7 separate regions of the Mus musculus genome follow, and regions 1, 2, 3, 4, 6 and 7 are each linked to region 5. The links are chromatin loops, found by intact Hi-C in ENCODE. Cell type or tissue: left cerebral cortex. All regions are shown on one strand.

Evidence for each region. A loop is a pair of places that touch in the nucleus more often than their neighbours do. Peaks named below come from ENCODE experiments on the same cell type or tissue, not always from the same donor. Only the 100,000 strongest peaks of a DNase experiment are listed, where the experiment ranks them.
Region 1: it touches region 5 in a loop (2.6-fold over the local background); 3 of 42 quality-filtered maps call a loop at or near these places.
Region 2: a loop joins it to region 5, with 2.1 times the contacts of the local background. A loop is called at or near these places in 7 of 42 quality-filtered maps.
Region 3: it touches region 5 in a loop (4-fold over the local background); 3 of 42 quality-filtered maps call a loop at or near these places.
Region 4: it touches region 5 in a loop (10-fold over the local background); 34 of 42 quality-filtered maps call a loop at or near these places.
Region 6: a loop joins it to region 5, with 2.2 times the contacts of the local background. A loop is called at or near these places in 5 of 42 quality-filtered maps.
Region 7: a loop joins it to region 5, with 2.2 times the contacts of the local background. A loop is called at or near these places in 8 of 42 quality-filtered maps.

Annotation. Positions count from the first base shown.
Region 1 is chr19:38,177,666-38,181,665 of GRCm38, reverse strand. It overlaps Pde6c (phosphodiesterase 6C, cGMP specific, cone, alpha prime), which reads right to left. Exons shown (of 22, transcript NM_033614.2): 17 at 3,511-3,618; 18 at 3,345-3,408; 19 at 1,586-1,660; 20 at 1,412-1,495; 21 at 734-890. Among named protein-coding and RNA genes, the nearest start is that of Gm52398, 16 kb to the right of the region's middle. In left cerebral cortex, no CTCF peak of the experiment used is centred here; DNase peaks (open chromatin) are centred at 1,804 and 3,735.
Region 2 is chr19:37,702,035-37,706,034 of GRCm38, reverse strand. No RefSeq gene overlaps it. Among named protein-coding and RNA genes, the nearest start is that of Cyp26a1, 6.2 kb to the right of the region's middle. In left cerebral cortex, a CTCF peak has its summit at 1,936 (motif pointing left); a DNase peak (open chromatin) is centred at 1,939.
Region 3 is chr19:38,196,973-38,200,972 of GRCm38, reverse strand. Fra10ac1 (FRA10AC1 homolog (human)) reads left to right here. Exons shown (of 14, transcript NM_001081075.2): 11 at 1,295-1,413. Among named protein-coding and RNA genes, the nearest start is that of Fra10ac1, 25 kb to the left of the region's middle. In left cerebral cortex, a CTCF peak has its summit at 2,020 (motif pointing right); a DNase peak (open chromatin) is centred at 2,017.
Region 4 is chr19:37,953,556-37,957,555 of GRCm38, reverse strand. It overlaps Myof (myoferlin), which reads left to right. Exons shown (of 54, transcript NM_001302140.1): 22 at 1,007-1,113; 23 at 2,997-3,189. Among named protein-coding and RNA genes, the nearest start is that of Gm52397, 31 kb to the left of the region's middle. In left cerebral cortex, a CTCF peak has its summit at 2,007 (motif pointing left); DNase peaks (open chromatin) are centred at 1,992 and 2,528.
Region 5 is chr19:38,051,771-38,055,770 of GRCm38, reverse strand. Cep55 (centrosomal protein 55) reads right to left here and starts at 730. Exons shown (of 10, transcript NM_001164362.2): 1 at 454-730. In left cerebral cortex, a CTCF peak has its summit at 2,108 (motif pointing right); DNase peaks (open chromatin) are centred at 895, 1,239, 1,410 and 2,065; H3K4me3 peaks cover 1,700 bases; H3K27ac peaks cover 751 bases.
Region 6 is chr19:38,351,256-38,355,255 of GRCm38, reverse strand. It overlaps Gm33036 (a long non-coding RNA gene), which reads left to right. Exons shown (of 4, transcript XR_003952856.1): 3 at 460-490; 4 at 2,460-3,017. Among named protein-coding and RNA genes, the nearest start is that of Gm32960, 4.6 kb to the right of the region's middle. In left cerebral cortex, CTCF peaks have their summits at 56, 257 and 2,326 (motif pointing right); DNase peaks (open chromatin) are centred at 2,325 and 2,657; H3K27ac peaks cover 377 bases.
Region 7 is chr19:38,003,330-38,007,329 of GRCm38, reverse strand. All of the region lies in intron 3 of Myof (myoferlin), which reads left to right. Among named protein-coding and RNA genes, the nearest start is that of Gm52396, 10 kb to the left of the region's middle. In left cerebral cortex, a CTCF peak has its summit at 2,277; no DNase peak of the experiment used is centred here.

The sequences.
Region 1 (4,000 bases), 130 kb before region 5:
CCAACCTCAACACACATGCACGCGTGCGCGCGCACACACACACACACACAAGAGCAACCCACCACCACCATCAAATTAGCATTCTGCTATCTGAAATGCTGGGAATCCAGAAGAGGGTTTTTGAATATGCTAGGATAGATTCTACCACTGAGCCCAGCATCCCACTATGAATATGAATATTCAGTTGAACAACTAATAATTCATTCATTGTAAGCATTCTAACATGCTGTCTAAAAACAATGATAAACCTGATAGGTGACTACAGGAGTTGTGATTTCAAGCCACCCTAGTGGCTGGCCCGCTTTAATTTTACCTGTAGGACTTCCTTAAAATGTAAATCTGTAAAACCCCGTGTATAACCTAGAGAGAGTTTCCAGACTTCCAGACAAGCTGTCCAGCATTTCACAGCAAGCACTGTGTTCTTGGCTGTTCCTGACTCCTGGCCCTATGTTTTATTGAGAAGCCCTAGGGCCACCTTCGAGAGCGATGCTAGTGCCCAGTTGTAGCCCTTGCTGTACATGGACCAGTCTGGACCAGTCACCTCCACCCAGAATTATGCATAAGATCTTGTCTGGGCGGTAAAATAACCCTGAAAACTACAAACTTCTTACCTTACCTGCCTGCACCAGCAAGGCAGCTTCCTGTTAGTACATTAGGTCTGTGTTTTTGTCAAGTGACCCCCACCTGCCCACCCCCCACAACGCACACATAGTAAACACTGAATCCAGCCAACCTTTTCCATCTGAGGCTTCTTCTTCCTGCTTTCCCGCCTCTTCTTCAGTCACCTTCACCTTCGCCTCGTACTCCTCCGCCAGGGATTTCCATTCCACCCTGTTATTCTGAAGGCCGTTCAGCATGGGTGTGATCTCTCCATGAAACCGAGAGAACTCCTGCAGAGAAGTTGAGGTGGGAGTCTGATTAATCAGGTAGTTGACTTTCAGTCGTGATCTGGTGTAGAAGGGAAGCTGTGAGCTGGGCAGTGTTGGGAGCTGCTGGGGTGAGCCTGTCTGCTTCTGAAGCTTGGGAAACGTGGGTGCTCTTTGCCGTCTGTCAAGTAGGTCTGTGCATGGCTCACATGTGAGTTCTTGTACATTTTATTCCACTCTGAATAAATAAATGTGAGTGCTCAGACTACTCAGGGAGTGGGATGACCTAATGGCTTTCTTCATTGGTAACTTTTTTACTTGGGTTAGTTTTAATTAATTTATTAGATAAGGTATTGTGATATATCCCAGGCTGGCCTGAAACTTAGCATGTAGTCCAAGGTGACTTTGAAATCTTGACCCCCAGCCTCCTGAGAGCTGGGATTGCAGGTATATACCACCACACCCAGCTCACTCTAATTTTAGTTTGAAAGGAAACTTCTCAATGAAATGATTCTACAGTTCATTCAAATAGTTTGTTTACATACCTTATATACGAAAGTACAAACAAAATCAATAAATCCCACTTGAAGTTTCGGGAGTTCATCCTTTTTGCTTCTGTCCATCATAGGCTAGAAAGAGAAGTGAATCCTTTTAAGGTATTTTCTAAGAGTTTCGGGGGTGGTTTCTAATAGGTAACACAGTGATGAAGGGGTCTTTACAATTGGTTGCTGCTGCAGCACTGTTCTTTCCAGATCTCCTTGTTCCCAAAATTCATTTGCAACCAGAAGTGCTACCTGCAAAACACAGAGGCATGGTTTGTGATACCCTCTGCTAGCCGAGAACTCTCGACATGTTAGCATGAGCGATGTCTGAGCATTGGATCTCCAGCCGAAGCTTGAGCTGCTGCCAAGTTATCTGTTCTGGAGTTACAAAACGACGCCTACGGGAAGGCTCTGGACCAACTCTGAGCACAGTGTCTTGAAGTTGTTTCCATCGCTTCTCAGTGAAAAGGGGGATGGGAGGATGTTTGAGTTTCTCAAACCAAACTGCCTTAGGCCCTCATGGTTTCCGAACCTGTTTTAATCTGCTGTGATCACCTTGCATAGGTCTGCATATGGTGAACACACCACATATACACACACACCACAACACACAGAAGAGGGGCTATACACGTATCTAATACACCACAGGATTGTGTTGCAGGGTTGTGTTTACCCACTGAGCCATCGCTCCATCATGTATGTACGTGTGTATACAAACACACACACACACACACACATATATATGTATATATATATGCATGTATTATATATGTATACACACATACATACATAATACATATATACATATATATGTGTATATACATACATATATACACACACATATATATACATATACAATTTATATGTTTTTTAAATACACAATGGTAACTTGCTTGAGTTTACTTATGAAGGCCCTGGGCCATGTAAAACTTACATAAGCGTATACACTTTTCTCTTTGCAAACTATCTTTTCCTCAGGATCCACAGCCACAAACCAGAGATGGCTGAAAACAAGGTGTCTGCCCTCTCCCACAGTGCAGTCTAGTGACTTTTTCTTTCTAAATGTAATCAGGATGGTCAGTTAAACCGAAGTAATTCTGGCTCTACTGCCGAAAGTTTCACCTAGATGTCACTGAAAAAGGGCAGCTGCTTCCATCTAGTTAATGAGAGGACAGGTAGCTAAGCACCCCCTCATCACCTTCCCCCCAAAACAGATGAAGAACAGCCCTGAGTGTGGACCCCCAGTCAGTACCTTCCAGGAAGTGAGAGTGCATTGTAGAAGAGACCTCGGGAGCAAGGCCAGCTAAATAGAACGAACCATCCATCCCACTGAGGCCTGTTCTGACTCACCTCCCATACTGAGAAGATCACATGTTGGATTCATTTAATAGGTCTTATTATGTAGCCCAGGTTATCACTGAATCCTGTATCCTGCCTTGGACCCCTCATGAGATTATAGGACTGAGCCATCATGTCTGGAGAATTCTACATAAAAATAGCTTGTCTAATAATAAGGAAGACCCCACTTTCAACCTCACATTTTATTCCCAAAGTCTTCTATGTTTTTCCTTGTTCTGGGACATTATCCAGTGACCCACTGGCCTGCTGCTGTGTGTAAACATAAAAGAGGAGTCTGTAGTTGTCAGAGATCACTGTGTGGCCTTTCAGGACTTAGGCAGCTCCTGATGTGTGACAGGAAGAGAAATGTCCCAAAACTTAACCTGACTCTGTACTTCCCAGGGCTTGGTGATGGCAGACAGGTCACAGGTGTGTGAATGAAAGGTCACAGGTGTGTGGCAGGTCACAGGGGGTGTAACTGACAGGTCACAGGTGTGTAACTGACAGGTGTGTGACAGGTAACAGGTCACAGGTTATAAAGGTGTGTGACTGACAGGTCACAGGTGTGTGACAGGGAAGGAAATGCTGTGGGACTTGCCTGACTCTGCACCTCCCAGGGCTTGGTGATGGCAGACAGGTCACAGGCAGTCATCATCATGGCCCTTAGGAAGAAAAGAAGAATTACTAAACTAATAAATACAAAATACTAAAAAGTACAAAACATGCTGTTTTGCCCAAAAGGAGGGAACATTCTGGCTGCTCACATGATGACTTCCTTTTTGGTCGGGTCGGAGGTTACGTATTTGATGGTTTCTTCTTCACTTTGCATCTGCTCGCAGGTATCAACGATCTTTTGAAACATGGTTCTCTTCCTGGAAAAGATACAGCTGTGCAACGATTTTTCCACAGAGAATGATCTTAAATGCTTGCCTTTCATATTCTATGCTCCCACTCTGTCTCAGGCTGTCTGCCGAGCAGGGGCCAAGAGCCAGGATAGAGAGCAGGCAATTCTGACTCTCCCTGGCATAGAAAGGGCTGGAAGCAGAAAAAGCACAAACCACAGAGTGGGGGAGAACCCACAAACATTTGAGTACAGTAAAAACCAAAGGTTCAAACAAGAAAAAAGCAAAAGAGACACAGAGGCCGCGAGCTGTACCAGCGTAGCACACAGGCCCAACAGAAACACAGAAGCCGATATTCACGGATGGCTGATCTCATTGGCAATTAGGAAAATACAGATCTAAGCAAGAGGGT
Region 2 (4,000 bases), 350 kb after region 5:
TGGGGCATTTTTTTTGTACTGAAGTGATGTGGTTACAAATATTGCAACATGATAACTCTCACCCAGAAAACCCACCGCACAACCCAGAGCTAAGCCTCCACCCCTGTGTTCCCGGGGTTCTAACTGGAGTTGACTCTACTTCAAAGAAAGGAAAGCTTGTTTGGCCAAGGACCCATGGAGCATTGGTTTCAGGACTGTGACATGCTGTTAAACCACACCGTGTAAGCTTGCGGCCACTGAGATTTTTCCAAGGATGAAAGTTTCACTTTTCAAAGAAAAAACATGGCACCATGTAAGTCGAAGAAACACCAAGTAGTATTGCAGAGGCGCTCTCTCCTAAAGAGCACCTACTATGTGTGAGCATATCCTGGAGGAGAGCAAGAAAGTATCCGAGTTGACTAAATGTACATGATTAGCATGATGAAAAGCATCTCCTAACCTTGGGTAGCTTTTCAGGAGGTAGAGAGAAGGGAATGGTGGGGTGGACAGAGTCCCGTGTCAGTGCATGGAAGACAGGAGAAGAGAAAGATCTGAGGCATAGTGGACTGAATGGTCGCCATAAGACAGCTGAGAGATGTGGGGTGTTGAAGCAGACCCAGAAATCGCAGTTGAACGCTACAGCTCACAGGGTACCAGGTGCCTCTGTACCTCCATCTCACCTAGTCCTAAGGCGAGGACTGCGGAAAGAGCTAGAAGGAAGAGTGAGGAGGGGAACCTGTCTCCCAAGACTGTTATTAATGTGTATTTCAAAGGAAGGAAGGAAGGTGTCAGAGGAACTAACTAATTAATACAGGATGAACGGTCGGAGCTTTGCCACTGTTTAGCTGTGAAGGAGAATGGGAAAGCCATTTAACCCATCTTCACCACCCAGCTTGCGTTTGAATGCCCCTGCTGACCAGGAGCTTGCTCCCACCCCCGCCCCCAAGGTCACAGGTTTCATCACCAAAGAATTCTAGCTACTCCTTCACACACGGTATTGGTAACCTCTTCCTCTGGCTCACCTCCTAAGCAAATGCTCTGTTCAGAAGGACAGGTCTGAACCTGTTATTTACAACAGTTTTGACCTGTTGATTTTTAGGAGCCACCACTACCCCTCTAACATCCACAGCCCTCTCTCTCTTCTTAAGATTTCAGTTTATTTTGCCAGGTGTGACTGCCTTTAGGGCACTCCAGAGGCTGAGGCAGGCAGATCTCTGAGTTGGATGCCAGCTACACACACACACACACACACACACACACACACACACACAGAGAGAGAGAGAGAGAGAGAGAGAGAGAGAGAGAGAGACAAACAGACAGACAGACAGACAGAGAGACAGACAGAGAGACAGAGACAGACAGAGAGAGACAGACAGAGACAGACAGAGAGAGACAGAGAGAGAGAACACAGGTACCCTTGGAAGTCAGAAGATACTGTCAGATCTGCTGGAGCGGGAGCTACAGACAGTCGTGAGCTGCCCAGTGCGGGTGCTGGAAACCACACGTGGCTCCTCTGTAAGAGCGGAACGTGCTTTTAATGGCTTTGCTCTCTCTCCAGCTCCAACAGTGCTTTTTCTCAAGGGATGGTTCCAGAACTGAGTTCAGGCCATCTAAACACTAATTAGGCTGCCTATGTTTTCTTGGAAAACTGGGGTAACATAGCATAGATTAAAATATGGACAATGTGGGAAATCCAGAGTGCACAGCTGACTACCTCTGGAACTGTGTAATGGTCTAGGTAAACCTGGAGTATGTGATCCCTTCTTGGGGGAGGGGCAGGCCTTTTGTGGAGTACTAGCTAAGTTATTGGGTTGTCTTCAGCTTCTCACTATCTAGAGGTCAAAGCAGCCTTGAACCGGAATGTGTCAACTTTAGATTTCATGGTCACTGGTGGAAAAACTTTCACGGTCACAGGTACCCTGGGCTTGGCATAGAAGGGAGAAGCCCGCCCCCTTGTGGACATCTTGGGGTTTGCAAGGTGCAAAAGCCCTGAAACCACCACAAGGGATAGGAAAGATGGAGCCAACTCTGCAATCTCCCATAGCTCCAATTCACCTGTTGCTTATGAAGGAATTGTACTGTGGCAGGGACAGAAGAGGTGACAGGATGCAGGAAAGATAAATTTAGGAGATAGTGACCCCTCAGCTATAGAACCTTGGAAAGATAATAGGTAAGTGTTAGAAAAGGGGTGGAGGTGGGCAGAAGAGGCATCAGGAAGTCTTTTCTGATTCCAAAACTCCTGGTGTGTCTCCTCTAGGTCTCCAGCCTGCTAAGACTACAGTCTTTCGGAATGTGGAAGAAGCCCTTCCCTTCACATCCCTGTCCTGATAATGATCTGTGTGGTGGGCGACACCACACCTCTGACTGAAGACAAAGGCACAGGAATTGACAAGGCCAAACACCACAGGAAGGAGGCAGCGGACTCCAGCCCAGTGTGGCGAGCCCACCTACCGACACAGTGATTGTAGGCTCCCATCACCATAGGGAGCTCTGGGAGTCCCGAGGGCTTGTTTCCTACAGCCATGGCCCTCTTTCCACAGCTTTAGCCAAGGCTACCTCATTTCTCCATCGCATGGGTACTGACCCACAGGTACTGGTACCATAAACAAACCTGTCCCAGGTACGTGTGACCCAGGCTCACTTATGTCCGTTCAGTCAGTCTCATACCACGCACCTCACTGCCTTCACTCAACACCCTCTGCATTATCAGAGAGCGCACTGGGGATGTATCTTTGAGGTGGATCCTGGATGATATAACTGAGCTAAAGGTTGAGAAGAAAACCATGAGCTCTCCAGAGGGGAAGAAAACTTCAGGTGGCTTTTAAGAAGTTGAGTTATATGTTAAAATGGCTCGAGTTTCCTACAGAACTCGGCTCATGGAGATTCACAGTCCTCCTGTAACCAAAGACACTGCTGTTAAAAGCCAATCACCCTTCAATAAAGTGCATAGTGTCGAAACCTCCCTAAAATGACCTTGTATAAGTTTTTCTGTGATTGTTGATGTCCCACCCCACCCCCCACCCCAGGCTGGCTCAATCTATCTGCAAAGATCTCGGGCAGACATTCTGCAGAGGAAGGGCTCCATTTTCACAGTATAGAGTCCGGAAGCTTTGGCCACTTGTCTCCTTTCTTTATGTTGTAGCATTGCATTGTGGGTTACTCAATAAGCTCTCGAAATAGCAGAAGTATCCAACAACAAGAACAACTCATGTTCTACCCAAACGCTAAAGTCAGGTAGATTGCGCAAGTCTAACTATGGACCGAAAGCTGTTCAAACACCTATTTCAGACCACCCGGTTCCCGTGACATTGCCAAATTCTCAAATTGTAATGAAAATTTTAAAGTCCAAAACCTACAAGCCGTCCAGAGGTTCCAGCGAGCAGGTTGTGCCATTTCAAAACGGGGGAATGTGCTTGCATAAGCCAGTCACCGTGGCTAACCTCTCTGGAGTGAGTTCGGCCTTCCGTTCAGAACGTGGTCATGCCAGGGTCAGAACTGTGACAAAACCGCGCTCTCGCGGAGGTTAGCCAAGGTTCACAGGGTCACGACTGGGCCATTTTATCAGTCATGTCAGACTCAACCCTATTGCCAGAGATAGATAAAAACTTTATCTGTCAGCCCGCTAAATCTGCCCCTGCTGCCTCATCTTGAATAAAGAAAGCCTGGGCTCTGCTTATCTAAACCAGCCTTTCCCAGCAAGGATCCCTGAAGCACCTTCTAAGGAAAGGTGACACACCAGTGGTTTTCTTCTCTGTTTCATTTTGGGTAAGAACTGTCCATAACCAGAGGGGCTGGCTCTGTCTTATCTAAAATATCAACTTCAAAGAGGAGTTCTGCCTCCTCCATATGACAGGGATTCATTATGCTGATTTAAAATGTTAGCTATGCTGACCCCGTTGCTCTGGGATGATGCTTCCCGACTCACCAGCAGCAGTGTTGCCTTCCCAAAGTTGCCTTCTCTCTAGAGTAAAACCAACGACCACCACCAAATAACTGCAGCATCCCAGGTTTACCTCCCAAA
Region 3 (4,000 bases), 150 kb before region 5:
TGTTTGCATTGCAGACTCTCTTACCCAGGCATCTTTAAGTCATCTGGAGTGTGTCTGCTATGTTGAATTAGGAGTGCCACTGGTCTGCACCATGCCTTTCATGTGAGATCATTGGTCTTGGTTTTATTTTATTATTTGCTTGTTTTTTGTTTTGCTATTTTGTTTCGATTTTTAGGAAGACTGCCTTCAGTTCATAATGCCTCTGAGGCTAGCCTCACATTTGTGATTCTCCTGTCTCAGCCTCTTGAGTGCTGGCTGGGGTTATAGGCCAACACCCGGCTTATTAAGTTTAGGAATAAGCATGTCTACATTGTGTTCTAGCTACTACAAATAAACAGTACATTTTCAAAACCAGCAGGATTTTTTATGTTACTAGAATGGCCAGCCCAAACCTTAATTTCCTTTTTCTGTTAGTGATGCTGAGAGATTGAAGGTATTTTGTGACTTTCCCTTTTGAGTGACATTTCAGAATTGAAATGACTTTGATAAAAGAACAAATAGGATTAATGACTATGCCCGCATGAAAGCATCTGCATGGGTATCTTAACCAGAAGTCAGCTGAGCAAATATTTGAGAGCTGTTTTTCCAGGTTTCTTTCCTTAAGCAATTAAGATGAATTGTTTTCACCTGCTGTACTGACCAGCAGCTGTTGTTCTAAATCTGGCCTAGAAAAGGTAAAGCCAGAGCACTAGGAAGGTAAACTAGGAGCTGTCTAACGTTGACATCGGAGTTCAGAGTACGTACTTTTAGCTCCATCCCTGGATATGTTTACTATGGTCTCTGTTCTGAGAGGAGAGCATCCTCTCTCTCATGTGAATTAGATCCATTATAGCCCTTGCTTCTCCAGTGCTCACTGGATATGAGTTACGTGCTAGGAAAGGGAGTGGACATAAAAAGTGCACTGTTTGTGTAGAGAATTTACAAAATAGCTCTTTGTGTCTGTTTAGGCTTTATCATCTTACAGAATTATCTTAATTTATATATCGACCTAAAATATTTGCATACTCTAGCATGGCAGTGGTGGCACATACCTTTTCTCCCAGCACTCTGGAGACAGACACAGGTGGATGAACCTCTGTGAGTCCAGCCTGGTCTACAGAGTGAGTTTCAGTACAACTAAGATTATATGGGGATACCGTATCTCAAAAAAATAAGGAATAAAAAAAAATTACATACTCTTTCAAGGTTCCTTATGATATACATTCTATGGACTTTAACTGTTTTCTTTAATTCAAACATTTTTATGGAATCTGTTGAAAAAATTAACTTCAGTATTATGTTGTTTAACATGAAGGAGAAAAGAAATCAAGTCAACAAAGAAAAAGTCTAAAACCACGCCTGAGTGTGACGAGTCACCTCGTAAGAAATCCAGATCGCCACCTTCAGAGGAAGCTTCCAAGGGGAAGGATGAAGGTAAGAGAGGACTAAGAGCTGCTCATCTCGAGTGTGAGATACAGACGGCCACGGCACTGGTCAGAATCCATCTGGGGATGTGCTTAGAGGTCTCTTTTAGAGCAACTGAAAGCGAAGTGGTCAAGAATTCAGATGTAAATTTATAGTCGCTTGTAGCCTGTTAAGAACAGAACTGGTTTTGGTTCCTTTTGGGGCATACCCTATAGTATTATATAACGCTGCAAGCAGTGTTCGGCTCCTGGCTGTATCCAAGCCATGTTACTTGGCTAAGACACGGACTCTCCTGGGCTTACCTTCTCCATGTATGTTGGGGTAGTGTGAACACCTGCCTGCATATTCATAACAGTCAGATGAGAATTTGAAGGCTTTCTCAGACTGTAAAGCAGTTTTTCAGTCTGTCATTCAATCTAAAATCTTGATTATAGTAGCTGCCTTATAGGATTATGAGAAAAATTGAGATCGTTTATTTAGCAATTTGACTAATGCCCGCCGTGTAATTCATTATTAAGAAGGTTTCTTCTAGTTGCTTTTTCGCACCAGGAGGTAATCAGATACAACTTTTACTCAATTTAACCCAATGCTAATATAAGATCTGGACAGGAGAGGGCCCCCTTGCTCTAGATAGGAAGATACTTGGCTCAGGTGCATTCTTTTGTGCATTTTTTTTTTTCCTTCTTGCATATCACAATGGCCATGCAGTTCAAGTATATAGTATAAAATGTCACTGAATTGGAATGGCTGGTTAGTAGACGTATTATTCTGTTGTTTATTGAGAGCTGGCATTTGAAGCTGAAAGCCTTTTTATGTCTATCTTATTTCCTAACTCCACAATAAGTCTCAATAAGTATGGCAATCTCAATTTAATTCTGAGTTTTAAATTTAAATCTGAGTTTAAAATTTTGTATTTATTCTAATATGCTGTAACAGTAATAAGGCATTTGAAATTTTGGTTATGTCCATTATTAAATTAATAATATTGTTATCTTCTTAACGGTAATCATACCATGTAATCATGGCTTATTATAAATTAAGGAAGAGCTCATCTCTACCTAGACCTTTTTAATTTGAAATAATCTTTAATAATGACTAAACATCTAGACAGTTGGCACTCCTGGTTCTATCCCTAGTCATCCCTTGCCCCTTTGTGTGAGACTGTGTATTCTATAGCTTCATCGTTACCCCATAGAAAGTGCTAAGTAAGTGAATGGCTGGGTGGACAGCTGAGTGCCACATGGCAGAATGAGAAAACTAAGACAAGTCAATAGCTTGTGTTTGAAGAGTGGTTTTGCTTTCGCAAGAAAGGAAGAACTAAATACTTGGACAAAGGCTCTCTATCTCCTCTCCCCATTTCCCTCGGAGCAGCCTCACCCTCACTTTTCACTTGAGCTCAGTTGGAAAGGCCCTTCTTAACAACGTCTGTCTCACTTCTCCAACCCAGCTTAGATCCCTAGGGTACATCCTGAGTACCCTGTACTTGTTTAGAGATGCACAGGACCCTGGAAATCATTCATTTTCTGTGAGAGAAGGGATTACGTAGCTGTTTAACTCACCCCCAATTCCTAAGACCATAGGCATTTATTTAGTAGATATTAGTGAGTGGAATCAGTGAATTCATTCATTTTTCTAATAGTTGAAGAAACTCCAGAAATCAATCCTAAACATAATCAAAAAGATGTTGTAGAATTTTGCTTTTCAAACTATGATGCTCTGTTGTAAGCAGCTCTAAATTGGTCTGAAGTTACTGTCTGAAGCCCCTGTGATTTGTGGGTCCTCACACACAGACAAGTGTGCAAGAGCCTCTGCCCTGTGGCGTGTGGTGGTTCTGACTGCTTCAGCATTTCCGGGAAGAGGAGCCCACTCATCCCACAGTCGCCTTCCCGTCAGATGGTGCCAGCAGGTTTCCCTGGACAAACTACACCTTCCCACTTTGGGCCTACTTATATCAATGGGTTTGCAGAGTAAACCTAACCTTTCCACCTACTTTTTAAATTTTTTTTTTTTAAGATTTATTTATTTTATTTATCTGAGTACACTGATGGTTGTGAGCCACCATGAAGTTGCTGGGAATTGAACTCAGAACCTCTGAAAGAACAGTCAGTGCTCTTAACCGCTGAGCCATCTTTGCAGCCTCCACCCACTTTTTAAAAGCCCATTGAACACCTGTACTTCTTGTATCCCCTTTGGCCTCTAAAAGACTAAAACTTAGGCTTCTCCAGCCTCTCATCCAGTTTTGTTGGGTGGCTATTTTGTCATCTGTGCTTTTACTACCCCCCAGAAATCTCTCTCATGAGGGCTCTGTAGAGTGGTGTGTGTGTATATATATATATATACACACACACACACACATACACATATATAATATATAATTAATATATACTAATATATTAATACATATAATAATTAATATAATATATTAATTAATAAATATATAATTAATACTCATAATATATTAATTAATTAATATATTAATACATATAATATATAATAAATATATAATATATAATATATAATAGTGTATGTGTATATGTATGTGTATGTGTATGTGTATGTGTATATGTATATGTATATGTATATGTATATGTATATG
Region 4 (4,000 bases), 98 kb after region 5:
TCTGAGTTCAGGCCTAGTCGTGACAAAGAGAGTGGCTTTCCATGACCAGGACTTTGGCTAGGCCTAGCGGGCACTCCCTTCCCCTCTCTGTTGGCAGATGCTCAACTCGAGCACATCAGCATGTTCTGGGCTTAGCTTGTACTTTCTCAACTCCAGCCCTGAAATAACCGTTTCTCTAAGATGCTGTGGTCCCTTTAATAGGAAGTGACATTTGAAAAACAAGATCTAGAGTGCTCACGCTGCTGCTATATTGTTGCTTATAGGCCTTGCCAACCAAGAAGTTCACGGTCACACTCATTTGCATGTGCATATACATACATACATATATGCATATATTTATTTCTATATCTGTTAAAATGTTGAAGGCCAGAACAGTGCCTCCAATTTTAATCTACCACCAAGGACTTACCTTGGTAGTAAGATTAAAACTCTTGCCTACAGTGAGATTCCAGCTTCTGCCATCCTAACTGTAATGGTTGATTTGTTCAAACTTAAACTCCCTACGTCCACCACTGTGAACAAGTTCACAATGATTCATGTTTGATGCAGTTGGGTTGCCTTTGCCTTGAAACTAAGGACAGATAGTTAAAATGCTGTTTCCAAAGGTTACGTGTGGGTTAGTTCAACTGTCCATCTGAAATATAACTGAGTCCATACTATTTACATATATATCCTTTTGAGGGTTCCCTCACCTATTCCTGATGGTTTCTTCCTGTTTATTTTTGGAGTACATAAAATATTTACATAGTTCCAAAGGTCAAAATACAAGACAAGGCTTTCTCTATTGCTTAAACTTATCAGTGTTGATTGCATTTTGAATAAAAGTAAATAGCACGAGGCTATGGTAAGTATCAGTGAGTGAGAACAAAGCCCTCTGGCTTTCTGTAACGAAATCTTTTTATGTCCCTACCCCTCTACTCACCCTCTACCCTGCCTTGGAAATAACACTTTCTTGGACATAATGGCAGAATTACACAATTATCTCTCCTCTTTCTTGATTCTTCAGCAATCAAACATAGAGGCTGTAAAATCAGGGATCCAGGGTAAAATTCCTGCAAACCAGTTGGCGGAGGTGTGGCTGAAGCTGATAGATGAAGTTATAGAAGACACGAGGTACAGTAATCCTCTTCCTATCTGCACGTCCCCAGCATGCCCTGAATTCTAAGACTGTAGGTGCTTTTCCAATCTTGTCAAGTATTTCTCTGGAAAAAAAAATGCGTTTGAGCATTGTTTTGGGCTCCTTGAAAGTCCCACCCCAGCCCAGGAGAAGTTTCTGAATCACCCGGAAAACCTCCATTCTCTGGTTTGGTGCCAAGTCTAAAGTAGCCCAAGTAGGCCCAGGCTGGACTACCGGAAGCTGGCCCAGCAGCCTGAGGCAAAGGGTGGGAGTGGAAGAGAGGGAAGAGAAATAGCCTGAGCTAACCTTTCTGCAGAAGGACTCCTGACTTCCACAGGGATATAGGAACATGGCTTCCACCACTCAGAACAATGTTCCTAACTCATGTCTTTAGAAATAGCTTGCTGCTGCTGCTGTTGTTGTTGTTAAGTGTTTCAAGCACTCTGCCATCCTTCAGAAACAGTTAACACTAAAAACAGGAGTAACAGATAGTTAGAATGGGCCCTAAGCAAGGATGACGCGCAAATTCATTATACACTAAGAAATAAACAAGAAACAGCAACAATAACAACAACAACAGCAACAACAACAACAACAACACACACACACACACACACACACACACACACACCACGTTAGACAAATCCAGGACACAGACTTAGCCAGAGGACATTTCATAGCTGTGACTTAAGAAGTAACTTTTGGCATTTAGAAATCAAAAGGGAAAGTGACTCATTCCAACCTCATTTTAAATGTTGGCTAATAAAGCCACGAACAGGGAAGGTCGAAAAGAAAAGAGCATGGACTACACCTCTCAAGCTCTGGAAGCAGACATTTCCCCTTCTGGGGTAAGGCCCTTAGTCATCCCGTCCTCTTGCGCCCCCTAGTGGTTTATTCAGGTCATTGACAAACAGCTAAAATCAAGCCCCACTGGCTTTGTGACCACTCAAAGCTGAGAGACTTAGGGATTCCCTAAGGAGTGACCTCTAAATTACAGATAAGAAAGAAGGGAGACCGCAGTGACACTGGGAATTATTTACCCACTTAATGGCCAGCATCTCACTTTCAAAGGGCTCAAGTGTGACTTCGGAGCTCAACAGCACTCCCGTGAATTTTTGCCTTATGTGGCCACCGCAGGATCTTAAACCTTTATACACACGGTGCCACAGAAGTTAATGAAATCAAACAAAAACATACAGCGACAGCTTTCACATGGAAAATGCCTGTGATTTGCCAAAGAAAGCCCAGGCATGAGAACACATGCTGGCTTCAAAGAAGCAAGCTGGCATCTTTCTAAATGTTCTGTCGCAGGAAATTCCATGTTTGAGGAAAACCATGCTAGGATATCCTTCATATAAGGAGCTGGGTGGCATGCAAATAATGTAAATTCTAAGTGGGGACAATGAGTCGAATTTCCTGGTACTGGTGACAGTCTTGCCCTGTGGTTTCACCTACTTCCACAGTGAGAGAGAGAGAGGCACAGCTGACATGTGGCTAATCTGAGTCACTCACTCAGCTGTCCCTGTTTTTCTTGTGGACTCTTAACTTGGCTGAAAATTGTCCTATACAAGTGGTCCTTCTTATCTTCTGGAGCTCTCTGAGAACCGTCTGAGAGGATGACGGTGATGAAGATGACGGTACTGGGGATATTTAAACTTTGGTGCTTTAAAATTTGTGTCTTCTCCGATGCCAACAGAGACATCCTCAACTACAGTTTAAAGCAAGCAGCCCCTGTAGACTCAGGAGATTGCTGTCATTTCAATCTACGTGAAATGGCGTGCAGACATACATTAAACATGTGGGCAAACACAAGTGGACTTAGTTTTGAGACCTAGAATGTCATTCTTAGGTTTGTTTCTCTTCTCTCCTCTTCTTATAGATACACCTTGCCTGTCACAGAAGGAAAAGCCAACGTCACGGTTCTGGATACTCAGATCCGAAAGTTGCGGTCCAGGTTTCTCTCCCAGATACACGAGGCAGCTCTGAGGATGAGATCTGAAGCCACGGATGTGAAATCCACCTTGTTGGAAATCGAGGAGTGGCTTGATAAACTGATGCAGCTTACTGAAGAGGTAGACCATTAAAATACACTGTCATCTGTTTCCAGAAGGATTCTGCAGATGACAAGAAGGGTGGGGCAGGTGGTGGGTGGGTCATCTGGTATATCTGCGACTGGGATTGGATCTGATCAATGATAAAAACCAAGGACTTACTAGGATGAGGAGGCTACTGGAGAGGGTGAAAGTCACCCAAATTTTGAGTTGCGTTCCTGAGGAACCTGCAGGAAAAGCATCATGCTCGCACTGCGGTTGTAGAGCATTTTGTATGATGGAATAGTAGAACACAACACAGAGAATTAAAATGTCACTGTAGTGTGGATTGGGAAAAGCCTGGATTTAAATATTAAACCATGTGTGACCTTGGGCAAGCTCTTCAACTCACGTCAGCCCATTTTCCCTACCAGGAAAATGGAGAAAAACACAGTACTTAGGTCATAGAACTGTTGTGGGAATTTAAAGATGATGTCATAAGGAAGGACAGAAGAGTGTGGGGTATACAGTCGGTGCTGGATAAGTGTAGATGGGATGCCCCACACCTCCATGGCTGAAAGAACAAGAGTAAATGGATGCCTCCTGTCCTTGAGTGTCTAGGGTAGTGTCTTAGCTCCTTCTGTGCTGCTGTAACAGAATGGCACAGGCTGGGGAAGCTATAAAGAACAGAGGTTTCTTTCTAATGGTTCTAGAGGCAGGGAGAGTCGAGATTGAGAGACCTAAATTTGACAAGGACTTGTGTGTGTGTGTGTGTGTGTGTGTGTGTGTGTGTGTGTGTGTGTGTGTGTGTGTGTGTGTGATATCACTGGAGAGGAGTAGAGGATGGGGGGGC
Region 5 (4,000 bases):
TTCTACTCGGGAACGTCCCTACCCAGTCCTAGTGGAATCTCCTTCAGGATGTGCTCTCTTAAATTTAATATGGGACACAGAACTCACCATACATACACAAGCTAGCAGTCAGTACTATCTGCTCACAACATTTTCTTTTTCAATCAACAACTGTTCAAAAGAACTGTGTTTTGATTTTTTTTTGGGGGGGGGGGCATACAAGAGCTTAAAGGCAGCTGCTTGGAAATCTCTGACTCGACTGAAGGGACCTAAGTCATTCTGGTCAGGAGTCTAAAGAAGCATTTCCGTTCAGTAAATCTCCCAAATCTACGAGGGGTCAGGAAAGAGGCAGGAAAATAAAAAACTGCAAAGAGAAGCGCTTGCTAAGCAAAGGCTGACCGCACTGGAGACCTGAGAGACCTGGCTCAGGTCACTGGCCTCGCGGTAACCTCTCTGTTAAGAAAGTGATAATACCGCCAAGTTCAAAGGAGCCGAAAGGATGGCCTGCGGGCCGGCGGTCGACAGGAACGCAGCGCGGGGTCTCTCAGGGAGCCAGCATGTGTTCCAGCGATTCCAGCCAGGGGAGACGGAGTCCTGCGGCGTGATCTGCTCACCAGCGCTCCTCCCGGGAGGTCTAGTCCTGCCCAGGGGCTAACGAGCCCCGGCTGTCCTCCCCTCCCTCCCCGGCCGAGGCCGGGACCACTCACTACCTGAGACAAACACAGCGCTCGCGTCGCCGCCGCAGACCACTTATCAACCAGGACACCGCTTCCGGGAGTTTGAATCCCGCGGCTGTAGGGCGGGTCACGTCACTGCCGGCTTGGCGAAGGGCGGGGTCTGCAATCAGAGGACGGGCGGGAGAGGGCGGGGTCTGCAATCTGAGGAAAGGCGGGAGAGGGCGGGGCCTGCAATCTGAGTGAAGGCTGGAATCTGAGGATGGAGGAGAGAGGGAGGGCCCAGGAGCCTGAGGGCGGGGCAAAGGCGGAGTCTAGAGCCAGAGGAGGGGCGGGGCAAGGTCTGGAACCCGACGGCAGGCGGGGCGAAGACCGGCTCTGGAATCAGAGGGAGGGGATCGAAACTAGCCGGGCAGACGGGTAGGGGCAGAGTGGGGAAGGTAAGGGCGAGCAAGACATAGAGCCTGACGGGAGCTACAATCCGTGCCGGCCGGGTCAGAGAAGGACCTTGTGAAGATAGAGGGTGTCTGTGGAAACGTGGTGTGAAATGAGGCGGGTGTGATGGTGTGGGTGTGGGTGTGGGTGTGCGGGAGTGTGGGCGTGGTGGAGGCGGAGCCAAGGACAGAGTCGGAGGACCAGTTCAATCTGGGCCTGCTTGCTTTTCTCTGTGTGTTCGGACCCTGCTGTTATCCATAGGACAAGCTCTGTGACCCTCGCCTGGGACTGACTGGTCTATGTTCTTTGGGAACCAATTTCTCTTTGTGAGGTAGAGCACAACCTCCTAGTCTTCCGGGCGGGCCACTCATTTACCCTGTCAAACTCAGGGGCGGAGCAATGGGGAACGAAGCTGTAGGGAGCTGATAAACTCCCAGTTTGAAAACCGAGATTGTGAGCCCCAGCAGCGATTCCAGATTGCTGCCCTACAGGCAGATGTGTCTTTATTGGTCTTTATCGGTCACATCAGGGTCTTGATTAGCGTCTTGAGAACTTGAAGCAAACAATTGCTTATGGCGTGTCGTTCTTAGACTTAGCCTAGGCATACCAGAAGTTTACAGCGAAAAAAATCAGTAGCAAAGCATCCTATGAAGGTAATGTATGTAGTACAAGGGTTAAAATCCTGAATGCCTCTTAATAGATGTGTGGCCTTGAGAACATTTCACTTCCTTGAGCCTCAGTTTCCTGATCTATACCAGGATGCAGATAACCATCTGGTAGTGTGGCTGCGAGGGCTAGAGTTTAACAAATGTAGTTAGGCACTGTTAAGTAAAAGACAACAAATCCATTTGTTACTGAATCTAGTGGATGAGAAACCATGTAAGGAATTTCAGTTTGTTTTATTTGTTTAAAGCAGGAAGATGGCAATCCAAGATACTGGAATTCTCTATTTACACAGTCCTCCCGCCTGAAGTATGAACGGAGAAACAGATGGAGAAAGGAATAGTCTTATTAACCACAAGGTGGCACACTAGAAGGCGGCAAGCAGGCTTTTGCGTTTCAATGTCCATCTTTCCCTTTTGCCCTGTTTTTCAGGGCATGTGGGTGTTTTTTGGGGTATGTGGGCCCCAAACAGGTGGAGCCTGGGTGACCCCGTGTTCCAAAGAGCAGCCTGTTCTGGTGTCCTGGTTCTGCACATCTTACCTTCTTTATGTAGAGCCGTGAGGTGTTCAGTTCAACACTTTTGTGTTGATTAAAATTAAAATGTCTGGTTATTGCTGAGGTCAGCTTTTCTGGCAAGCATCAACTCCAGGAAATTGACCTCTCATAACCTGAGACAAGGGAGGAAGGGGAGGGACTATGTTTTTAGCTAACTTCAATGAGCAGGTGTTCGACAAAAGGTAAATTTCAGTGGGCAGCTAATTCTGGAGAGTGCAGTATGGAATATGCAGAAATGGGGGTATTATGCATGTTTTTATTCCCAAGAAGCAGTTTTGGCTTTCTTCTTATTTGTGTGTTAAAGTGTCATATGGGAGTGATTAGGGGTGGGAGAAAGTTTGTCAACATGAAGTCAGGATGTGAATATTCACTGCCCAGACTATATAAGAAGCAAAATTGGAATCAAGTAGGAGGATCTTATATGCATGCACGATCTCCAACACACACACACACACACACACACACACACACACACACACACACACACACACACACACCAGGGGCAGGGGAGGGTTCCTTAAATAGTAGAGCACAGAGGAAGGGTAGGGAAGTTCACTGCAGTTCTACATCTGCCCTCCAGAACCTTGGTTCTTGTGGAAGCTGCAATGAATAAGGACTAGTAAGGGAGAGGCATAGCCAGGAGGTTCACTGGGAGGCTTGGATTATTTGTAAAAGCCAATGTTGGATCTAGACGTCAGTGTTTGCTCTTTATAGACAGGCACAGTCGTGAAGCTTCAAGCTGCTAGCTGTTTCGATAGCATCTCATGGAGATCTCATTGTCCAGGTGATACTGACAGTTCACTCAGGGATATTCTAGGGTGAGGATTCAAGACTCGTCTTTATTCATGTAAGGAGAAAAACGGGAATGTCTTTATCTTAGCAGGAGAGCTCATTTTCTCCTTAGGAAACAGTGTCAATGGTTTTTAGACTTACTAATTGGAAACCAGGAGGCTGGTGTGATCTAAAGAGTTCTAGCTTCCAAGGGGCCTTTCATGAGTCCACAGGACCCTGCCTGCTAATAGACCTGCATGGCTAATAGAACATTCTGCCATGACGGAAAACTTCCTCTGTTCTGTCCAGTATGGCAGCGCTGGCCACATTTGACTGATGTCTGCTTGAACTGTGGCTGCTGTGAGTGAGAAACTGAGCTCTAAGTTGTACTTAATTTTGCTTTTGAACAGACAGCTAGTTCTGTTAGTAGAAAAACTGTAAGTATATTTGAAAAACTTGGGTAGAGGAGCTCTTGAGAGGGTTCAGTTAGTAAAGGCTCAGGCCACCAAGTCTGACTGACTGAGTTTGACTCTCAGGATCTGCATAGTAGAAAAGAGTACTGACTCCTTAAGTTGTCCCTTAAAACACACACATGCACACACACACACACATACACACTCACTGAATAAATGTGATTTAAAAGGCATACACATATCCTTTGGGTTCTAAAGACTACAACATCTAAATATAGATCAAACACTTCTGATGAAGACTTTGTGTTCAAGTTGAGATCTAATATGCTTTGTATTCTTACATATTAAAAACCATAATATTCTGGGTTGACTAGCTAAAATAAAACATGGAAATCTGTCTTACCTAGTATGTTTATTTTTAAAGGAAAATCCAAAATGGTGAATGTGACTCATGTTACATTCCTACAGAACAGCACTGGTATGCATATAATAAAGGATATTATTTATTAC
Region 6 (4,000 bases), 300 kb before region 5:
CATGTAACCCAGGTTGATCCCAAACTAGAATAACAATGTAGCAGAAGAAGCTGGCCTTGAACTTTTGATCTCCCTGCATCTACCTTCCAAGAGTTGGATTACAGTTATGAATCATCAGACATGGTTTATGTCATGCTGGGATTGTATCCCAGGATTTTATGCCTGCTTAGGCAAAAGCTCTACCAACCGAGCTACACCCTTTCCCCCCGGCCCCGCCCCTTCTCTTACTAGCTCCACGAGCGCCACCTTTAGGCTCTTTCAGTCATCACACCGCGCTCATTCTTTTACACTTGGCGCAACATTCAAAAGCCATCTGTTTCCCATCAGGCTCCTGAGCAAGGCTAACCCCTTATTGATATGATACACGGTATCCTACGGTATACTTTATAGGTATCCATAAAGGGTTTTCCATCTATTGAAATCTCATCTTATAGTCTTGCTTCCATTGTGTCTCCGCAGGTTCTCACGATGGCATGCTCCATCAACGCAGGTATCGCCATGTCGCTTTAGAATTGGAAATGTTTGGATCCACAAGGTGTATGGATTTTGGTCGCAAGACTTTCTATTAACAGTCAGGCCCAACACAGCTTAGTTTATGAAGTCTGATTTTTCTAACCACCTGCCTTCTCCCTTTATCTGCTGTTATTTGTCCCAGCATACCTCCCCCTCATGGTTCACTTTTTAATCTATCTTGGGGAAATTTCCATGGTTTCTCTTGCCTGTGTATTTCACTTCCTCTCCTTTTCTAAGGTGTGGCACATAGCCAGATAGCTGACAATAGTTATCTTCTGCTCCCTTCTCCCCTGTTGCCTTCTATTGTGTAAACTGGGAAAGTTAAAGACTCACTTCCCATGAGCCTTTTCAGCTAGGAGTAGCCAAGTGACAGTTTCGGCCAACAGAACAGAAGCAGACTTTAGTGGAAAATGTTTTAGTTTTTCTGATGAAAGAAAGCAAAAAAGAAGCAAATGGACACACACAGCCCCAGTTTCTTCCCCTGCTCTTGGGTTTTGTTTTTGTTGTTGTTGTTGTTGTTGTTGTTGTTGAACATGATATTTGGAACTGGAACAATACCACCTTGAAGGAAAGCCCTAGAAAGTTCTGAGGCGCTGGCTCTGACATCTCTGAGCCAGGACCCAGTGCCAGCAGCCACTTACCTCGACCCCTTGCTTGCTCATTATCTGAGAGAGGAAGCAAAACCAGGAGCCACTGTTAGTCATGTTTTTCTGTTGCCCAAAGCTGAAAACGTTTCTTACTCTTGCCTAGTATAAGAGATATAATATTTACTTCAAAGTGTTGTAAAGATAAATGTAGGTAATGTCATTAGTAATTGTTTGGCATTTAGGGTACCCTAGCTACTGTTCTGAGCACTTTACATATGTGGATTATCTAAACTCTCTCAAAAATGCTTGTGAAGCCGGGCGTGGTGGCGCACGCCTTTAATCCCAGCACTCTGGAGGTAGAGGCAGGTGGATCTCTGAGTTCGAGGCCAGCCTGGTCTACAAAGTGAGTTCCAGGACAGCCAGGGCTACACAGAGAAATCCTGTCTCGAAAAACAACAACAACAAAAAAAGACATGATGGCCCTCTCCACCTTAAAGACAAAGAAATGAAGCCACTTACTCAAAATTAACAACTTATGAATGACAAGATTTTGTGTACTGTCGTCTGACTCCAGTCTGTCTACTTACTTACAAAGCACTTAGCCCAGAAGTACGAAGTTGGCACCCTGAAGCTGCTGGCAATACTAACGATGGTGATTAAGGAACATTTCCCTCTGGGGTGACTTGAAAGCCGAGCACCTGTGGTTGGGAAATGTACTGTGCACATGAAGGCAAAAACACTTGGACAACAAGATAAGCAATCCTGCGACAGGAGTCTTAAAACTAACAAGGCAGAGTTTGGGGTCAACTCCAATGGCATTCCAGGAGCCATCCATGATTCCCTTCCTTAGCTCTGTCCTCATCCGTAGGCCTCCATTCCCTGAGGACTATGTTCTTACCCGCCCCACCCCCACCCCCCGCTGTGATCCGCACCCACTCCCAGCCCTCCACCATCGGGATCACAGCTTTTCTTTATTTTGGGCTAAAACATCTTATACTTTTGTTCTTGTTGTTTTTATTTTGTTTGTTTGTTTGTTTGTTTTTTCGAGACAGGGTTTCTCTGTGTATCAATGGCTGTCCTGGAACTCACTTTGTAGACTAAGCTGGCCTCGAACTCAGAAATCCCCCTGCCTCTGCCTCCTGAGTGCTGGGATTAAAGGCGTGTGCCACCATGCCCGGCAACATATTATACTTTTAACTACCAATTGTGGCCACTAGGTGTCAGCATCTATCACAAAATGAGCCATTGCTCACACCAGCCTTCTTCAAATTTAAGCTCAAGACTGCAGTTATGTAAAAGCAAATCTGTTTTCTGGTCTATGGATGCTTAGTCTTTTTCTTGTTTTCTTGTTGTTTCCAGGCAGCAGACAGAAAAGGAAAGCAAAAGCTATTTCTTTTGATCTGCTAACCCAAGAGAGCCAGCTGCCACTACTGCGCTCTGGTGGGGACTGCAAGGAGTTATGAAAACTTTAAAGAGTGAAAAAGGGCCTGTCCCTCATGGATTCTGTTGGCATGCAGAAGCTTTAGTTGGCTACCATGAAGTAAGGCATCCTATGTGATTGGCTGGGGCACACATTTGATTTCCTCTATCAGTACAGAACTGAAAGCAGGTAGCTGAGAGGATTGGGGAGTGTCAGTCACTATCAAGGGCTGAGCAAGCCGGGCAGCAGATAGAGGAGCTCTGATAGAAGCTCACTTGTGGAATTAGTAACTAATCCATCAGGGGTTGTAGGATAGGCTGACTTCGAAAGCTATTTGCTGTAGATGGGGTTGGTTCCCTGAGCAGGGGTTAGGTTAAAGTTCTATTTTGATATATACTTTGTCGTATGTTTCCATCTCCCTGTGGTAAGCAGTAATCTTAGCTTTACATTTTTTTTATCATGTTTACAATGTATAAAGTGCATTTGTGTTTATCTCATGATTAGTGAGTGATACGAGACTTTGTCTCTTTACTGTAAAGCCAAGGAGTAGACTCAGAAATGTTCATTAATCCAAGCACCGTGGCGATGAAAGAACTTTAGGGGTGTGTGTGTGTGTGTGTGTGTAGGTGTGTGTGTGTGCCTGCTTGTGTATGGGGGTGGGGGGGAAGGTGCCTGCTTTAGGACTTCAAGTTCAGAGACACAGGTTCAAAAAGCACTAAATTGCTTTACAGAAGAAAGTAGAGGGTGTGGAAGCTAATAAAGATAAACAGTGCTAGTTTACCTTTGTAGTAAATGCCTATTGAATACCGGAGAGAGGGCGAGGCTACATGATAGGTAAGGTGAGGGACAAGAAGCCAGGTATGACTGGAAGTGGTGGTGTAAATCTTTAATCCCAGCACTTGGGAGACAGAAGCAGGCAGATCTCTGAGTCTGACACCAGCCTGGTCTACAGAGTGAGTTCCAGGACAGCTGGGGCTACACGAAGAAACCCTGTCCTGAAAAAAACAAACAGAAAGAAAGGAAGGAAGGAAGGAAAGAAGGAAGGATGGAAGAAAAAGCCAGTGTGGGACTTATGTATCCACTTCCAGCGTTGAACAGGTTGATACCAGAGGACCGTTACACTGTCCAGGCCAGCCTGAACTATATAGTAAACTCCAGGCCAGTCATAAGATTCCCATCTCAAATAAAAACAACAAAAAGAAGAGAATCCAGGCATGATGGCACATTCCTCAAATTCTGTTGCTTAGGTTGCTGAGTCACAAGAGGATCACAAGTTCAAGGCCAATCTGGGCTACATACAGCGTTCTAGATTAGCCTGGGCTGATAGTAAGACTCTGACTCACTCACTCAACCAACAGACCTATTATCAATAAACCAATAAAATAATCCAAACACATAGTAAAAATGTCATACTAGATACACAAAGGAAGGCTAGATATGTATTCACCTTAGTTTTTCTGACTGGGTCTCATTGAATCTA
Region 7 (4,000 bases), 48 kb after region 5:
AAGATCAATTTTTTAAAGTACCTGACATGTTGTTCTTTTAATCTCTATCTCAGCACTATTAGATAAAATTTGTCAGCCCCATTTATAGATACAGAATCAGGGAACTTGGAGGAGTTAGTTTGTATATAGACTGTAGTGCAAACTTGAGTCCAAATTACGTTTCTGTCTTCATTGTCCCATAACCTTCTAAGGTTCGTGTATGAATGGATGAAGGAATGTGTTTATGAATGATAAAACTGACCTGATTCTCATGTTGAGAAAATTAGACAGCCAGAGTCTGGGAACTCCACTGACCTATTGCACCAGGCAAGCATAGATTAGTCCCTTGAGGACTGGGAGGTCAGAATTGGCCAGGAAGAATGAGCAAAGTATTAGGATACAGTCGTTCATTCCAATCTTATCTATCTATCTATCTATCTATCTATCTATCTATCTATCTATCTATCTATCTATCTACTTAATGTGTGAGAGTGTGTGTGTACATGCCATAAGTGCACATGAGGAAATCAGAAGACAACTTGCAGGAATCAACTCTCTTCTTCTACTATGTGGGTACCAGGGATCACAATCAGCCATCCTATTTGAAGTCAGGAGCCTTTACTGCTGAGCCGTCTCACCTGCCTGACTACAGTCATTTTTAAGACATAATATTGAGGCCGTGGAGTTTGTGGAGAATGCAGGGAAGGCTTGCCCGCATCAGGTTTGGGAACACTGTGGAGCACTGCTGTGCCTGCATTCTGGTTTTTTTTTTGTTTTTTTTTTTTAAGCCCATAAAGCCTTAAATGGCCAAGAAGAAAGCTTCAGGGCCGTCTTTAAGAATCCTGGTCTGTAGTAAGAAGGGAAGGCCATAAGAAAGGCATCTAGATATTGATGCAGTTCTGTTGACCACAGTTTATTTTGGGGGAATAATTGGGTTTCTATACACACTTCTCAACTGTGACCCTATATGATCATATAGAACGGGCGGGTTCTCTGCTTCCTGATCCTGCTCTGCCAACCACCTTCTCCAGGCACCTATGAGAGTTTCTGCTATGACCATGGATAGGAGAATCATCTCAAGGCTCTGGAGGTTAATGGTTAAGAGGACTTGCTTTTGTAGAGGACCTGGGTTCAGCTCTCAGCATCCACATGCTGGGTCACGGCCATCTGTAACTCCAGTTCCAGAGGACTAAGCTCCCACTTGTGGTCAGCATGGTCAATAAGAATGCATGCAGTGCGCTAATATACATGTAGGCAAAGCACTTATACACATGAAATAAAAATAAAGGGAAAGGAAAAGAAATAGTTCAACTCTGGTCTCTGGGAATCTGCATGCATCTGCTGCTGCTGCTGCTGCTGCTGCTGCTGCTGGGAGCTTTGAGAGGTGCATTCTGAGGGACAGTTGGGAAGAGAATCAGAGACCAGTGAGGATAGGCCCCTCTGGTGCAAGTGAATCAGAGAATTAAGGGAATGCCCCCATGAGGGGCTTTCACCTTGGTAAGGGACTCTGGTACCATGACCTGCTATTACAGCTGTGCCCAGGAAGAAACCCCTGTGTCAGCTGTCAATGTGTGTTGAGCAAGAGTACCCAGAGCCATCACCACAGGTAGACGAGCCAGTGCCAGTTGAACTACAGTAGAAGAGAGAGATGGGGCTCAAGACCCCACATAACTCAGCCACATCAAACTTACAGCCAAGGGACAGGGAAGGGGCAGTGGATGGAAATTCTTGAGAGGAACTAACCGGGATAGGGAAATTCTGGCTAAACCAACATAACAGGATTCTTGCTGAAGGCAGTTCAGGGTGATCCCCAGTCACATGGTGGGTGGGGGCAGAGATAAAGAGTCTGACCAGTTATTAAGATGGTTAATCAGATATCCAGGGTTCAGCAGGGTCCTTTGTCAGATCTGAACCTAAGACAGAAGTACATGTTCTATCTCGGAGAAGGCTCCTAGGAGAAAATCTGGCTTTGCAAACAGCCTTCGTCTGCGGCCTTGCTTCTCCTGGCCGTCAGGTTTGTTTTAAGGAGCACGCTTGGCTCACTCCTTATTCTCAGGACCAGGGAGGAACTTGATGGGCATAGGCCCAGAGGAGGGAACAGTGTGGGAAATCCATGCAAAGTGCTACAGGCCTGGCTAAAATGACAAACTCGGGCAGCCAGAGCCAGGGCCTTCAAAGAATGGGATAGCTTGGTCTTCTCAGATCTTCCACAGGGCATTTGGGAACTGTTGAGGTTTGGAAAGTTTTTTTTGGCCCCAGCCCAGCTGTAGGCTATGATTCCTCCCAGAGGGTGGCAGGGCTGGCTGCTTACAGTCCCTAAAAGCAGCAACAGAGAGTGTCCAGTTGATGTTCAAGCCTCCAACAGGCCTTTCCTCTGTGGAGGGGATTTCCAGCAATCCCCGTGGTGATGTCCCGGTTACACAGAGAAGGGACCTGGTGAGCTGTATATGGGAGCGCCCCTGCTAAGGCCCTCAGCCAGCAGGGTCCTTATTCACCACAGAGGCATGTGGCTGTGAATGGGGGCCCAGGCTGTGGGAAAAACATTTCCATTCCTCTTTTTAAAACCAAGTATATGTTTCCAGATAAACACAGTGATGAAGAGGTTCTTAACTGACACTGCTTAACTAAGATAGCTAGCTTGACTCTCAACTCCCCCAGGCCCCAGGTATAACACCCAGTTGCCAGGTCATTCCCAGGGCTTAGAAGTAGCTCTGTGTCATGCATAGAGGCCTGCCTCTGAGTTTGATGTCAGTCACAGACTGAAGGCGCAGTGTCCTAGGTTCCCTTTGGTGTCTAATGCGTCTGAAGCTTGTTAGTTCTCCCAGGAGAGCTGCTGGGCCAAGGCCTGGGCATTTATTTCTTCCATGGTGGCTTCCTTTTGGGACTGTAGCCCATCTGTTAGCGCCTTGGGAGCAGTCCATGGGAGACTCTTGTTTTTCTGTGAACCACAGGGCGAAGCGTCCCTCTTACCCACACATCTTATCATCTTGGCCTGTTTACAGTATCACATTAGTAATAGAGATCCCAGGCTGAGGGTCACCTCCTTTAAAGGAAATCAGCTTATAGTCGGACTGAGCTGTTCCTGTCCCTCGTGTAGGAGGTCAAGTTATCATTCCCCATGTTCTCACCGTTTTCTGTATCTAGGCAACGCCCCAGAAAACAGGCCTGGCTGGCTGACCTGCGAGGCGAGACATAGGACTGCAGCTCTGGCAGTGGGCAGTGCTTCCTTCGGGTCAGTCAAAGGTCTCAGAAGCTGTATCTGTGTTTACATCTTTCTCAACACAGCCTCACTGTCAAATATCTTCGAGATTAGTCTTTCCAGGATGTTCTCAAAACACAGTCTTTACTCCGCACGCACATGCAGACACACGCAAGCGCGCGCGCGCACGCACACACACACGCACACACACACATCAAATTTTCCTTTAAATGCCCTCCCCCACAGCAAAACCACCAGGGTTTTATGATGAGAAAGCAAACCTTAGCAACGGGACTCAAGCTGCTTAGAAGGGATTGAGGTTAGAGTATATAATTGGCTCCTTTTACTCCTCGCCATTCCTGCCCTGTCTTCTGTTACTGCACTCTTCTGGGGAACGAATCAGCAAACTGAATCAGAACAGGTTACTAGCCATTCCACTGCATAAAAAGATGAGCAAAAGGCTCTGTGTGTACTCAAGCCTGTTCTTTCTGGTTAGCCACAAGCCCCACTGTCCCCTACTGCACCGGGTGACTTCACTGTATATTTTATTCTCTTACTGTCTTCATCTTTGCCTCTACACTGTGTGTGAATCAGTTGTGATCTGTGACATTATAATTTTGAAGGCAGAAACCCTGCCTTTCATTATGATGTCTCCAAAACAATTCTAGGAGTTTTACACACACACCTCAAGAACTGGTAAAGTAAGAAAAAAGAAATACTTAACATACAGTAGTTTCCTAAATAGACCTGTATGGGATATATCATATGTATAAGCCTAACCTGTGAAGTTATTCATGTCTGTCCATTTGTTTGCCAACAATA